3 separate regions of the Mus musculus genome follow, and all the other regions are linked to region 1. Evidence: chromatin contacts called from ENCODE POLR2A ChIA-PET data. All regions are on one chromosome and are shown on one strand. Each heading gives the region's core, a stretch centred on a gene start or an enhancer-like site at or near the end of the contact. The rest is flanking DNA. Distances are from core to core; before and after follow the strand shown.

What was found. ChIA-PET counts read pairs that join two places held with the same protein, here RNA polymerase II (POLR2A).
Region 2: POLR2A ChIA-PET joins it to region 1 with 21 read pairs in Patski. The contact joins the promoter of Arf3 here to the promoter of Prkag1 in region 1. POLR2A ChIA-PET finds 5 or more read pairs at or near these places in 3 of 5 experiments (Patski and embryonic stem cell).
Region 3: POLR2A ChIA-PET joins it to region 1 with 14 read pairs in Patski. The contact joins the promoter of Tuba1a here to the promoter of Prkag1 in region 1. POLR2A ChIA-PET finds 5 or more read pairs at or near these places in 4 of 5 experiments (Patski and embryonic stem cell).

What each region holds. Positions count from the first base shown.
Region 1 is chr15:98,829,724-98,833,019 of GRCm38, reverse strand. It overlaps Prkag1 (protein kinase, AMP-activated, gamma 1 non-catalytic subunit), which reads left to right and starts at 1,512. Exons shown (of 12, transcript NM_016781.2): 1 at 1,512-1,590. The coding sequence starts at 1,582. Kmt2d (lysine (K)-specific methyltransferase 2D) reads left to right here. Exons shown (of 55, transcript NM_001033276.3): 55 at 1-1,351.
Region 2 is chr15:98,761,502-98,764,572 of GRCm38, reverse strand. It overlaps Arf3 (ADP-ribosylation factor 3), which reads left to right and starts at 1,455. Exons shown (of 5, transcript NM_007478.3): 1 at 1,455-1,593. LOC115488470 reads left to right here and starts at 2,527. Exons shown (of 1, transcript XM_030248862.1): 1 at 2,527-3,071. The coding sequence starts at 2,661.
Region 3 is chr15:98,951,795-98,954,796 of GRCm38, reverse strand. Tuba1a (tubulin, alpha 1A) reads left to right here and starts at 1,296. Exons shown (of 4, transcript NM_011653.2): 1 at 1,296-1,346. The coding sequence starts at 1,344.

The DNA.
Region 1 (3,296 bases), core at 263-2,762:
CTGTGACTGCTGTAAGGTGGGGGTATAGAGAGAAGCTGGGTGATTCTTACCCGGGTTGTATAGTTGGACTATGTTATAACGCACAAAGTGAGCTGGCCCCAGGGGGAGCCAGAGGGTGATGGTGCCCTTATCTTCCTTTCCCTTCCTTTCCCCCCCCAAGCTTGTGCTGCAGACGAACCTCTTCCTGCGGGTAGCGGTAGGGTAGAGGGTGTGTGAGGCCTCAGACCCCTCTCTGGTGGAGCGAGGGGATGAAATGACGCTTCTATGCAGTTCTCTCCTAGGGGCTGTGGGCAGAGGGCATTTTGTAATTACTATTTTCAAGAATCAGATTATCTGGATTGTAGAGATGGGCTGGATGGTGGCAAATGGGCAGGCCTGCTGGAGGGGTAGGGCGGTTGCTGTTGTGATTTTAGGTTTTTGTTTTGTTTTAAATTTGGGGGATTGTGGATTGATGGGGGTAGGGAGATTTTTGGGTTTTTTTTTTTTTTTTTTTTTTTTTTCTGGCCTTTTTTTTTTCTTTTCTTTTCTTTTTTTTTTTTTTAAAGCTGCTTCCTCAACTGTTTCAAGCTGCAAATGTTTGAGAATAACAACTCCCCCACACTCCCACGGAAACCATTGTAATTAGACTAGACAGTGGGAACCTGGGCTTGCTGTCCCCAAAGCCACAGAGCTGAACGGTCTAGGCATTAGGTGGGGGAGATGGTCTCCTGTGAGTCAGGCTCTGGTTGGGGTTTGGGCCCTAGAACTGGGAAAGGAGAAGGGGCAGACTTTGTAAGCATATGCTAGGTATCCGATAGTCCTGTAGAATTTAGTGAAGAAACCTTATACAGTTTTTAATTTTTATATAAACTATAACTCAGACCCACGCTACAAGGTTGGAATTTTGGTTGTTGTTGGTTTTTTTTTTTTTTTTAAAGTACCCTGCCTGTATAATTGCATCAGAATCCCACCCCCAACCCCGCCCCCTGTGTTTGTATTTTGGGTTGGTTTACACTTGCACTCAATTTTCAGTTTCTCCCTTTTTACCTTCTACCTTCACCTCCAGGACCCTCCCCCTTTAAAAAAAAATAAATCGCTGACAAGTGTGAACCCGTGAAGAACTTTCTTTTGTGTTGTGTGTATCCTGTACAGCAAGGTTGGTCCTTCGTGACAACGGATGAAATGGTTCCCTTTTTTAAAGCGCTCTCTCTTCCTCCACCCCCAGCGCCCCTGTCCTTGGCATGTTTTGTATCAGCGATCATTCTGAACTGTACATAATTTATGTTGCGAGAGGCAAAGGGCAAGTTTTGGATTTTGCTTCTTCAAAGTTTGTTTTTAAACGATAAATAAAAAAAGAACATTTTAAATACAAGTGCCTCTGTCCCATGACCCTCGCCGTTGGCCAGATCTTAAGGTCCTGGAGAGCTGGGAGAGGAAGGTTACCCAATAAACCAGGCTCAGCCACCGCCGGAAGGGTGGGTTCCCCGCCTTCCGCCCTGCGGCTGGGGTCTGACGTAGGCGGAAGTGGTGCGCGGCACCGGATGTGGGGCGGGGTCTGGCGCCAGGGAGCTTTCCAAGCTGAGGAACTGGCGGGCGCTAGCAATGGAGTCGGTGAGTGGCGCAGGAGGGCGGCGGGGGGCGCTGTGGAGCCGGAGACCCCCCGCTAGGAGCCGGGGAAGGCCGGCCCGGCTTGGCGCTGGAGTCCGGGACTCCCCTTCCTCTGCTCGGGTGGGCGCCTCTCCTAGGTCTGGGCCACACCCGTGCCCGCCCGCCCGCCCGCCCGCCAGGGGTCCGCGGTACCCTGAGAGATAGGGAGCGGGTTGTGAGCTTGGAGCCCCCTGCCCATGAGTGCCTCAAGTCCTTTCCGAAGTTTGCATGAGAGCGGGGTTGTGATCCCGCGTATTAGGTGAGCGAGCCCGGCTTGCAGGGAGCTCCAGGACCCCGTTTGTGCGATTGCTTAAGCAATTGTTGGCATCCTGCGAGGTTCCATTCCTTTACTAAGCCCGAGAATTGAATTTTCCGCGAAGGAAGGAATCCAGGAGGCCACTGTGTCCCCTGGACAAGTTTAGGTCGTGTCCTGATCAGTGACGCTGTGCATGCGTGTTGACAGCTCGTTCTTGGCGAGCACCGTCGGCTCGGCTCTTTACAGATGCGGTAGGTTTATCTGCTACTTACTTGTTTGACCGACCTCATTCGCAGGAGCTTTCTCTGCCACTCCGAAGGCCCTCCCATCGACTTCCTGCTCCGTAGTTTTTAACCGAGTATCTTCTGAGGGCAGCTTGGGGTTTGTCTTCCCCCACCATATATCCATGTAATACTTGCAGGTTCGCTCTTCTTAGAATTGCGTTTTCTTTGAGTCAGTTACTTGGCCTGGAGTAAATTCTCTCCCCCTCCCCCCCCCCCCGCCCCTTTGTGTGCAGAGGAATAGTGTAACTTAGTTTATAAAGAAGGAAGGATAAAGTGGTAAAATGGTATGCAGGTGGTCCTCTAACCAAGGATTTTGTTTTTCTACAGAGAAAGCATTCTCAGCAAAAGTAGTTTGATTACATTAAATTTAAAACAACACGTTTCTAACTTGTAAATGTATTATTTACATTATAAGTGAACTGTGAGTATATAGTTCTAAAGCAACTTTTCTCTATATTTACGAATTTAGCCCTTTGCTTTATATATACTGGAGTACAGAGAGACAGAGATGAGAGGTACCGGGAAGGCTGTTAGTTAAGGTAGACTGTAGTAAGTACTGTCCTTAGGGCTTTTTTTTTTTCCCCTCCCCTGAGACAGGGTTTCTCTGGGTAGCCCTGGCAGCTGTCCTGGAACTCACTCTGTAGACCAGGCTGGCCTCAGAACTCAGAAATCCGCCTGCCTCTGCCTTCAAGTGCTGGGATTAAAGGTGTCCTTAGGATACAGACACCTGACTAAAGGAAGGAGAAATTACAGTGAGCCTAGGAGCAGAGTTCAGCCCATGGCTCAGTAGTGTTGAAACTAGATTTTGATGATAGTGTAAGAAAAGGTGGCTAAAACCAAGTTGGAAGTCTCTCTCTCTCTCTCTCTCTCTCTCTCTCTCTCTGAGACAGGGTCTCAGTAGGTAGCTCAGATGGTCTGCACAGTGTGGCTATGAGCCATCACTCGCTTGGGCTGTGGGCTTTTATAGTAAGGGGGCCAGTGGGAGATTTATGAGCAAGGCAGGCGGTGTGCTTGAGAATATTCTTAACAGCTTTCTGTGAATAGACGAAACCACTTCAGAAAGGAAGTTTTGTTTTGTTTGGTTTTTCTTTTATTTTGAAGTGTAAGAGAGAGAGAGATAGACAGAGACA
Region 2 (3,071 bases), core at 206-2,705, 68 kb after region 1:
GGGGATGATGCCAGGAGAATCACACAGAGCTAGCCTAGAGTGTGCACTGCAGCAGCAGAAACCAGAGATCCTGGCCCAACGAGGGAAAAAAGTCAAGAACAGCGACTCCCAAAAGGTGTCCTCTCTAACCTCCACATCTTGCTAGAGCACAAGTGCACCCGCAATCTCTCATACAAGCACACACACACAGAGTTAATAAATGGAGGGAAAAACGAGCAAAAACCAGAGCTTAACAAAGGCTCTCAACAGCATTGAGTCCTGAGTGGGGACAAATATAATTCTCTTCGTTATAAGCAAGTTCCTTGCTGTCCATCTCTTCGTTAACCATCTCTGGCTGTTCTGGAGCCTGCTCTGTAAATCAGACTGACCTTTAACTCACAGACATCCACCTGCCTCTGCACCCTAGTCTCCAGTGCTGGGATTAAAAGCTTGTGCCACCACCGCCCCCAGCCAGTCCTGTAATTTTTGAGGTAAACAAGAGAAGACAAACTGGTATAAAGGTATAAACCAGAGACAGATGTGACAAGAGATAGATTCTGTTCCCAGCCTATGTTTTGGAGGGAGAGAAGAGTTATAACGCTGCACCAAGCTCTTATACTTGATGCATTTAAAGAACGCAGTGGGGGCTGGTGAGATGGCTCAGTGGGTAAGAGCACCCGTTTCTGGCGAGGACCCTTCTAGCTCAGATTCTAACATAGCTTGTGGCTAGAGTCTCAGGCAGTGTCTCCATCATGTCAAAAGATGAGTGTCAGGGAAGGAAGGCGGGGTCCTGGGTGCGCTTTCCTGGGGATACTAAAATCCAGACTCATCTAGAGAGACTTCATGAGAGCCGCCTCTGAGTTTCTGCCCTCTGCCTTTCAGCCTCAACCTCCTAGACGACCCCATCCAGATGTTTCCTCTAGTATCTGGAATGCATCGTTCTTTCTCCTCTTCCTTTATGGGAAAGGATCTCAGAGAAAGCATCCTTAGGAACTAGGGAGCAGAGCGGATTAGCAGGTGGGGTGCGAGTGATGCGCTGTTTATTTGGAATAAGACTGGACTAGAGCAGGATACAGCAACCGTTTTCATCCTCCATGCTCCACATGGGCTCTGCTTAAGAAACCCCGGAGACTCCCTGGTCCGAGCCCTGTGGCCAGCGCAGCCAGGATGTGGCAAGGTCCCGGAGCTCGCTCTGCTCGGGAGCCTCACCTCAGTGCCCACAGCCCCCTCTACACGCCGTGCCTTCCGATCCTCCAGCCCCCACACAGGCCCCCGCCTAGGCTCAGCTTCAGCACCGGCTGCTTTTGCTGCAGCCGCTGCCATGGTGATGGGTCTCGCGAGAACTGCCGCTCGCTACCGCGCACTTCTCGCGCGATCGTGGAGGTGGGAAGTAGCCCGGGCTGGGGGTGGGTGTTCGCCGCACAGCTCCTGTCGCCGTCGCGGCTTCCGGTGCTAGGTGGAGGGCGGGCAGGAGGGAGCCGGGGAGCGGGCCAGCGGACCATCTTCACCGCGGTCGGGTCGGCTTGCGGAGCGGGAGGCAGCGGCCGGAGAGCCGGGCGGAACCTGCGGGGGCGGAGGCGGCGGTGGCAGCCGCGGCGCAGGGAGCAGGAACAGGTTCGGAGCTGGGGAGGGAAGGCGGGTCCGGGCAGGGAAGAGGCTGGGTCCGGGTGGGAGCCCGAGGCCCCCGGCCGCGGTCCGGCTCGCACCGTCTGGGCGAGGTGCTGGTGTGGGGGGTGATCCTCGCTGAGCTTGGGGACCCCAGCCCCACTCCTGTCCCCGCAGCCGAAGGACGCCGAGCTGGGGTGGGGGCGGGGGGCGCACACGGATTTGTCCTCCGCCTCCCCCGAGGGTGCGACCTGGGCTGCAGAGGTGAGCTTGGGAGGGTTGGGGACGAGGGGGAGGCAGGCTGACCTGTGGGAGGGGGACGCGGGGGCGGTGTGGCTGTTTGGCTCTCTTTTCCTTGGGTTTAAAGGGCTGCGAGGAACGCTGCCTTTTCTCTCTCCCTCCCCCGCCCGAGCTGTGGGGGAACCAAAGAAAAGCCGTGCCGTGCCGTGGTTATTCTCCTCCCTCACCCAGCGCGAGGCGTGGGGGGCCGGGGCTTAGTATCAGGGCCTACTGGTGGGGCTCGGCTGGCTGCGCACGGTCCTCACGGAGGTGGCGCTCTGCTCTGGGGTGTTGGGAAGAGGGCAGCAGGTGGGGAGAGGGTGGAGAGGAGGCTGGAGACGGGGGAGGGGGACCTGAGCTAGCTCGGAGGAGAGAGGTGGGGCCTTCCTCCCCCAGGCGGAGCGGGGGCGGTGTCACCGAAGGAGGGAGCAGCTTGTCACTGGCCCTGAGTTTGTGTCTTCCAATCCGCTTTCTTTCTCTAGGAAGTACCAGGATTCCCGGAACAGAAAATGAAGCCTTTGCTTAGCATGCCAGTCCTTTTTGAAGGAAGGAGGGGGAGGTGGGGAGGTGAAGTTCCCTGTTAAAACCTCAGGGTCCTTTAGTTAAGTCGTAACTCTTTGGAGAGACTTGTTTTTTTTTTTGGGGGGGGGGGAGAGGGTCTCTGGGCCAGGAAGAATGTAGTGGAGGGTTATGTATGTGGTCAGGACTAAGAAGAAAATAGTGAGGTCATTAGGGAGACGGGTAATGTAAAACCCGTCTCTGCCACTGTTGCATTGGGTCACCCTTGGGTCCATGGCATGAAAGTTTTATTGGGAGGAGATCTGCTGCAGGAGTCTGATTGCTTGAGTCATTGCAACAGGATAGAATCTAGTCTCTGCATACCTCCATCTGTGACCCCAGGCAGGGGGATAGGGAACTGTCTTTGCTGCCATTTTGTCTTAGACCTGTTTGGGGATAGTATCCCCACTGTGTGCTGCAGTGGCCATTGGGTTGGCCTTTGGCATGTTGGACCTGCGCTTGAGTACATTGTTAAAGGCCGTTTTAAGAAAGGCCCATCCACTTACATTCAGCTTTTCACACAAGGAGTCACTGACCTTGGAGGCAGCTGGAAAGGGCTCCCAGGTGTCACACAGTCACTCCTGCACAGTTTTCCTTCTTTCTCTCCTTCCTTTCCCCCTCCCTTACTCCTTTGTTTGTTTGAGATGCAG
Region 3 (3,002 bases), core at 47-2,546, 120 kb before region 1:
GCCCAGCTGCGGAAGGGGCTATTTACAGAATTCAGGGAACTACATAAAACTGCAGCAGGGCTGGCACTGCACAGTTGTCTGGGGATGAAAACATCACAAAATGGTTTCCTTTTATATTATAAAACGCTCCTCTTTTTAATTTGGCATCTCAGTTATTTTTTACTTGATATCACCCCTCCCCCTCCAAAAAAAAAAAAAAGACTGGAGAAATACAAGCCCACACAAAGAGCTAGTTTTTAAACTCAATTCTTTCTCCTTACAGTTTCTGAATTCCATATTAGAAAGGATGGCTCATTTCTAGGGACAAAATAACACAGGCTCTGGGGTGAGGTAGGGTGGGGTAGGGGGGCGGGCACGGAGGGGTGATGGGAGAGAATTACAGCTAAAGAAAGAAAGCTCTCTAGTATTAAGTACTACTTTGTATATTATTTCTCTCTTCTCTTCTTTCTTTCTTTCTTTCTTTCTTTCTTTCTTTCTTTCTTTTTCTTTTGGTTTTTGAGACAGGATATCACACTATATATCCAGGGTGGGCACAAATTAGCTGCAATCCCCGGCTTCCCAGTGCTGGGATACACAGGAATAAACCACTAAGGCCAGTTAAGATGACCTTGAGCTGCAAGTCTTCCTGCCTCTGACTCCCAGGTGCTGTTGAGGTCACAGGCGTGGTCTACTCGTACTGACTTTTGCTCAAATAATAATAAAGAATAACAATAATACAATAACTATGAAACTAAACATTCAGCCACGCCTTTTTGACCACCCCCGTATCTTCTGCTACTTTTTAAAGCAAATAGAGATGTTGAATTCTGACAGAACGTAATTAAATTCAGTATATTAAAAATGAAAAGCTGGAATTTTCCAAAAAGATTCTAAACATAAATTCTGTGATTAAGTGTTGGGAAAAACCTTAGATGATTTTTAAATACAGTTTAAGGTTTAAACTACGTATAATCATCCAACCCCAGTTTTCTTTCTTCCCTTTCCACCCCTCCCCAACTCCACCCCATAATGGATGCTCGGCTAGCTGCCTTTGCACGGCCTTTGTCTGAAGGATGCAAAGTCTACGGATGCTAGGGGGAAGGGGTGGGGGAGAGATTACCTCATACCATGTCGCTTGCACCAATCACCACTCTCCTGTCGCGGCTTCTCTGGGCAGACAGAGGGGTCTGGACCAACAGGAAAAGGCCCTGGCCCATCCCCATGGTGACAGAGCTGTATATAAGGAGCCGCATCCGCCCAAGTGCCGCAGGTTCTCTTACATCGACCGCCTAAGAGTCGCGCTGTAAGAAGCAACACCTCCTCCTCGCCTCCGCCATCCACCCGGCAGCCGCGAAGCAGCAACCATGGTGAGCAAGCCTTCCCCGGCTCTCGGTAGATAGAGGGTGGGTGTCAGTCGCCCCAGATCTGCAAGGAAACGTCTAAGGCTTTGGTCACCTCTGCGGGGAAAGGGTGGTCTCCATGCTTTAAGTTTATCTTAGTCTTTGAGTCCCGCCGCCGCAGTGCGGGACACGGAAACGCCCAGACCGGGAAGAACAAAGGCAGCGCCGATGAGCTAGCGCTGGCAGAGCCAGGGACTGCAGGGGACCACGGGGACCGCCGGGGACGGGTGGGGGATCGAGGGTCCGCTGCTGTAGGAGGGCAGGGGCGGCGGCCGAGCCCGAACTCCAGAAACACCGCCCCACTTCGCTAGGAAAATGTTTAGTTTGCGTCGGATCCATGGCAGCCGCTGTCAGGGAGGCGCAGGGGCGGGGTTGTTTGTCTCTTGCTTCCGTGGCGTTTTGGGAGGGGTTGGTTCTCACTAAGCCTCTTCCGAGCGGTTTTTTTTTTTTTAATTATTTTTATTTTTACTTTAAAAAAAATCGTTGTGGAACTGTAGTCATGGGATGTTTCGTCTGCAGGGCTGTCAAAAATACGATTTGCTTAACGGGGACATCTCGCTGAGGGGGGAGGGGAGCTGGATGGTTGGGGAATGACAAAGCCCACTTTGTGAATCCTAGAGTACGCTGATGGTCAGAACCCAGGGAAACGCCCTTCCCCGCCCCCCACCCCCGCAGACAATGAAAGTAGTCCCTCCACAACAGACGTGTATCTCTATAGAATGAAATATTAGTGGTATGTAGAGATTCATAGGATAAAAATATTATTTTCTACTTTTAAATTTAGCTATCTTTTCACTTGTTTTTTTAAAAAATGTTGGCGCTCATTGTTTCTAACTTAGCCTGCTTTAAGAATATTTCCATTCCATACAGTGGAAAACCTTCAAAAAACAATGGATTTTCTGCAAAGAAAAAAATTATACTCTGCACCCAACCATCTTTTGTTCTAATAAATGTGCACTAATTCATTAATTCAGGCTAATGGCCCCAGCCAGGGTTAGGAGGGACCATGAAAGCAGCACAAAGAGATCGCATAGACAGCTGCTGGAAATAGAGCTTTCTCTGTTAAATAATGTAACAGCACAGGCTAGCACCAGGCACAGAGAACGTGGCAATGCAGAAATCAGACTTTGTCTAGCTTGTCGACTAGCCAAAGTACTGATGGGGTCTGTCTGCAGAAGGGTGTGGCTCCTGGCCTCAGCCGCACTGCAGATGTCAGTGTTGAAATAGAAGGTCCTATAGTGTGAGACTCTTTATTATGTAGCCTAGCCAGAGTACTGATGGGGTCCACAGAAGGGTGTGGCTGTTGGCCCCAGCCGCACTGCAGATGTCCATGATGAAATACCAGGTCCTATAGGATGAAAACTTCATCCTTACTTATCGGGTAAAGAAGCAATTAGTATTATTATGGATAATTATTTTGTTTTACAGAATCTATGCTTTAAATATTTTTCAAATATGAAAGCTGTTCTATTCAAGCAAGGCTTTGGAAACAATGGGTTTGCACCATGTCTTAAGCAGTATTAAGGTGACATCTAGGCCACACCCACTTTTGGTGTTTGTAGTGAGTACTCCTCATTGTTCCTGTTATTAGGGATGTGACTCCAAATAAATTTCAACAATATT